Linked DNA regions of Homo sapiens: region 1 is linked to region 2. A link is an interaction called in ENCODE POLR2A ChIA-PET data of the cell type or tissue named here. Cell type or tissue: OCI-LY7. All regions are shown on one strand.

Evidence for each region. ChIA-PET counts read pairs that join two places held together with the same protein. Peaks named below come from ENCODE experiments on the same cell type or tissue, not always from the same donor. Only the 100,000 strongest peaks of a DNase experiment are listed, where the experiment ranks them.
Region 1: POLR2A ChIA-PET joins it to region 2 with 9 read pairs; 4 of 35 experiments call an interaction of 5 or more read pairs at or near these places.

The regions. Positions count from the first base shown.
Region 1 is chr14:60,159,762-60,162,261 of GRCh38, reverse strand. All of the region lies in intron 1 of DHRS7 (dehydrogenase/reductase 7), which reads left to right. It also overlaps the pseudogene SCOCP1. Among named protein-coding and RNA genes, the nearest start is that of DHRS7, 4.4 kb to the left of the region's middle. In OCI-LY7, no CTCF peak of the experiment used is centred here; no DNase peak of the experiment used is centred here.
Region 2 is chr14:60,323,783-60,326,282 of GRCh38, reverse strand. LINC02322 (long intergenic non-protein coding RNA 2322) reads right to left here. Exons shown (of 2, transcript NR_146481.1): 2 at 2,376-2,500. Among named protein-coding and RNA genes, the nearest start is that of LINC02322, 1.8 kb to the right of the region's middle. In OCI-LY7, no CTCF peak of the experiment used is centred here; no DNase peak of the experiment used is centred here.

The DNA of each region.
Region 1 (2,500 bases), 160 kb after region 2:
AGCTAGGACTACAGGTGCAAACCACCACACCTGGATATTTTTAAACTTTTTGTAGAAACAGGCTCTCACTATGTTCCAGGCTGGTCTTGAACTCCTGGCCTCAAGTGATCCTTCCACCTTGGCCTCTCAAAGTGCTAGGATAACAGATGTGAACTGCCAAGCCCAGCCACATATGGTGAAATTTAAGGGTGACTAATTTTAGACATTAAAATGGTCCAGAAAAATCCATGGCACAAGTCTAGAGGAGGAAAAATTTCAACAGCAGCACATGTGAGCAAAACTCAGGTTTTTGTTAACAGTAACCTCAATAGGAGTCAACTGTGAAGTGGCTGCCAGAAAAGATCAGGCAACCTTGGGTTGCATTTGTAGACCTCAGTGTCTGAAGCAACAACTGCAAACAACAGATGTCTCCTGACTAGCTGCTTGTATGTGCCGGCCTCTGTGCTGGGGCACTGGGGACACTGCAGTGACTGAATCAGCCACAGTCCAGGCCCTCATAGACCCTACCTTCTGGGGGACAAGGGAAGTGATTTTTGACATCTCATCCTGCTCTGCACTGTCCAGACCCTACCGAATCCTGTGTCCTGCCCTAGCCAGCTCCCTTTAATAAAGAGGAACATTAACCAACTAGAATTGGTGCAGGTGGGTGTGAGCAGAAGAGTGAGGAAACCTGATACCATGTCATGTGAGGGAAGGTGGCAGAAATTGGATAGGTTTATTTAGCCTTAGAGAAGGTAAGAGATGAAAGGACTTAGGGAAGACATAATGGCTGTCTTCCCTAACAGCTGTGAGGGATTGTCATTTAGAAGACAGGTTTCATTTCTTTTCTTTTCTTCCTGAAACAGCTTTTTGTAAAACAAGAAAGCAGAATTGCAACACAATTTAAATGTCTGTCTAGGTCACAAAAGGGATGCAAAATGTTTGTAATATGATTAGTATGTATTCATATAGTGAGTCATTCTTACACCTATACATAAGATTATTCCATGATTAAAGGTAGCCCAGCTCTAATAACCATAAGCTATATTAGTGGATCCCTTTTCCTATTATAACATTTTAGTATTACTTCTGATATTGATTCCCTTAACAAATGGAGTCTACAAACTGAATTTTAAAAAATTGTTAAAAGTGACTAAAACTCTGTAAACAGAGGAGTTGAGTTTACAAAAAATTCTGGGAGAACAAGCAGGATAAAACTGAGCAAGATTATCAATAAGTGTACATCTGAAACTCCCATTTTTCACAGTTCTGATACTAATACATTCTTAAGGAATTTTGCAAAAGTTAATCTGCTGAGTAGAAATATACCTTGAGACCAAACTCTTTGTAACTGTTCTCTTCCAGATGTGGTACATAAGATTAGTCAAAGTTGGCCAGATGCGGTAGCTCACGCCTGTAATCCCAGCACTTTGGGAGGCTGAGGTGGGCAAATCGCTAGAGCTCACAAGTTCGAGACCAGCCTAGGCAACATGGCAAAACCTCATATCTACAAAAAAATACACACAAAAAAATTAGCCGGGCATGATGGTACACGCCTGTAGTCCCAGCTACTTGGGAGGCTGAGGTGGGAGGTTGGCTTGAGCCTGAGCCGTGGAGGTTGCAGGGAGCCAAGATCATGCCACTGCACTCCAGCTTGGGTGACAGAGCCAGGCCTTGTCCCCTCCCCCCGTCCCCCCGCCAAAAAACAGGTTAGTCGAGCTTAATCTACTCTCATATATTTCCCAAAAGATCTACTCTGTGCCAGAGATAACAAAAATCTGGAGTGAAAATATTTGGAGTTGGTTACTAGTATTTTCCCAAGTACTTTTCCATCCTATTTCTATTTTCCCTTAAGCTTTTCTATTTTAAACACACACGACCATAATTTATATCTTTTCAGATACAAAGTAGGTAATTTTGTAAAAAAAAAAAAAAAAAAGAAGTTTTTTTTTTGTTTTTTGTTTTTTGAGATAGAGTCTCACTTTGTTGCCCAGGCTGGAGTGCAGGCTCACTGCAAACCCCACCTCCTAGAGGTTCAAGCAATTCTCCCTGCCTCAGCCTCCCAAGTAGCTGGGATTACAGGCACCCACCACCACGCCCAGCTAATTTTTGTATTTTTAGTAGAGATGGGGTTTCGCCATGTTGGCCAGGCTGGGCTTGAACTCCTGATCTCAGGTGATCCTCCTGCCTCGGCCTCCCAAAGTGCTGGGATTACAGGCGTGAGCCACTGTACCTGGCCAAAAAGAAGTTTTTGACAACAAAAAATTATCTTCCCAGATTGACAATTCAGTTTCAATGAAAAATCTTCATTTTTATAGTCTCTTTTTGTTTTCAATTGATTAAAGAGAAACCAGCAATTCTATCTTAGTATTAAATATCACAAATGAGAAGCTCTAGCTGAGAAAATGTCTTCATTTGGTTAAGTTTTGACAATTAAAGTTCAGGTTACTCTCAGAGATGATTAAGTATTAAAATTGCTTTTACAAATATGAAACCAGTTTTTCCCTGGGGGAGGGGAGAT
Region 2 (2,500 bases):
ATAAAATGGACATGAAATGAACTTTGACTGTAGCTTGAGATTTTTACTTTAAGAGAAAAGCAATTGTAGAAATAAGTGGAGGAAGAAGAAAGAATGTCTCTTGAGCACAAGTTCTCACCTTGTGCATTAGTTACAATGACCTGGAGAAATTTTTTAAAACCCCAATGCCAGTTAAGTTGGGGGAGTCTTTGTGGTTGGGACCTGAGCATCAATAGTTTTTCAAGTACTCCAGGTGATTCCAATGCACAGCTCCTGAGCAGTGCTGCTGCAACTTTAATGTCATTGGCACCACCTGGGAAGTTTGTTAAAATGCAGATTGTGGCCGGTGCAGTGGCTCACACCTGTAATCCAAGCATTCTGGGAGGCCAAGATGGGCAGATCACTTGAGGCCAGGAGTCTGAGATCAGCCTGGACAACATGGCAAAAACCTGTCTCTACTAAAAATACAAAAAGTAGCTGGGTATGATGGTGCATGCCTATAATCCCAGCTACTTGGGAGGCTGAGACACCAGAATCACCTGAATTCAGGAGGTGGAAGTTGCAGTGAGCTGAGATTGTGCTACTGTACTCCAGCCTGAGAGAGCAAGACTGTGGGGCAAGAGATTCTGCAATTCTAAGAAGCATCTAAGTGAAGTCAAAGCCCTGGTTTTATGAACCAGGCTTTGAGTAGCAAAGGCTAGCGGGGTTTGAAAGTAAACTAAACTCTCTGCCAGGAAAAATCCATGATCTTATTTTCAGGCCATCTCAAAGTCTCCTATGGCTTTATGACACCTGTCAACATGCAAAAGAGATAACTCCAACCACCACATAAGCCAATGAAAAGAAAACCAAGCCAAGTGCGGGTGCAGTGGCTCATGCTTATAATCTCAGCACTTTGGGAGGCCAAAGTGGGAGGATTCTTGAGGACAGGCATTTGAGACCAGCCTGGGAATCATAGCAAGACCTCATGTCTTTAAAAAAAAAAAAAAAAAAAAGTTTAAATTAGCCAGGTGTGGTGGTGTGCACCTGTAGTCCCAGCTACTTGGGAGGCTGAGCCAGGAGGATCACTTGAGCCCAGCAGTTTGAGACTGCAGCTGCAGTGAGCTATGCACCACTGCGCTCCAGCCTGGGTAACAGAGTTAGATGCTGTCAAAAAAGAAAAGAAAAGAAGGAAAGGAAGGAAGGAAAGAAGGCAGGCAGGAAGGCAGGAAGAAAGAAAAAAGAAAGAAAGAAGGAAAGAAAGAATAAAAGAAAGAAAGAAAGGAAAAGAAAAGAAAAAAGAAAGAAAGGACAGAAAAGAAAAGAGACAGAAGAAAAGAAAAGAGAGAAAAGAAAAGAAAAAGAAAAAGCAAACCGGAAGCCAGGGTGAGGAACACTGCTTTGGATGAAAACATTTAACAATGAACAGTATCTCCTTGAATTGGAAAGTATTTATAGGAGAACTTAAAAGAGAGAACTTTTTCTGGACAACATTACCATCCCTATTCTCACAATTCCATTTCTTCAAGATAGCTTTAGTAGTAAACAGAGTTGTCATATGTGTAATGGGGCAGATGATCAAGTGCAGTGGCAGCTGGGGTGTAAGAGCTGCTATATCTATGCTAGTAACATTTGGTCCAAAGCTGAGCCAGCTCAGAACCTAGATGTTTCTCTGAATTCTGGAGATAGTGAGAACCAGCCACTTTGTCAAGAGATTCCATTCAGCTGTCAACATGATGGCACAAGTCGGTAAAGCAAAATTTAAAAATGTTTAAACTTGAAAATGTCCACAGTAATATTTATAGTTAGCCTAAATGAAAAGGCTTTACATGTACTATCTCATTTAATCCTTGCAATAATCTTATAGATAATTACTATTATTATCCCGATTTTACAAATAAGACAACAGAGCTCAGAGAAGGCAAGACACTTGCCCTACTTTGAAACTAAACTAGAAACTAGTGTTTCTAGAAACACTTTCTAGAAACTAGAAAGTGGCAGAGCCAGGATTGGAACCCATTCGTTTGATTCCAGAGTCCCCACATTAAGCTCAACAGTGTGATAACAAAGCTAGTTTGCCATTGGGGATTTTCTGTCAATATTCCTGCTGCTATAAGCAGTGTGTTCATGTTTTCCTTAGTGTTTGGTCTAAATATTTTTCAAAAGCAGTCTTTTAATTTTTTAATTAGCTTGGTTCCCCAACAATAAAGCTCTTTAAAGGTCAGATGTTAACTTAATCCTCTTTGGGTTATCGTTGAAAAAGATCAGCCGAATTGACCTTGACAAAACTGCCTCCAAGGCTTGGGGACAGACAGTCTCTTTGATATCAGTGAACATAGTTAACTGCTGTCATGGTAAGGGGCATTTTCTATGCCTTTGATAGCAGGCAGATTTGTTTTTCTTGACAAGACCCCGAGTAAAAAGACTTAATATCCATCTTTAATGTGAATCGAATCATGCCCTGCTGACATTAGATCCTCAGCCCCAGGGAACACCAGGCTGGCTGCTGAGGGGCTGCATTAGGCCGATTCAATGGCCAAGA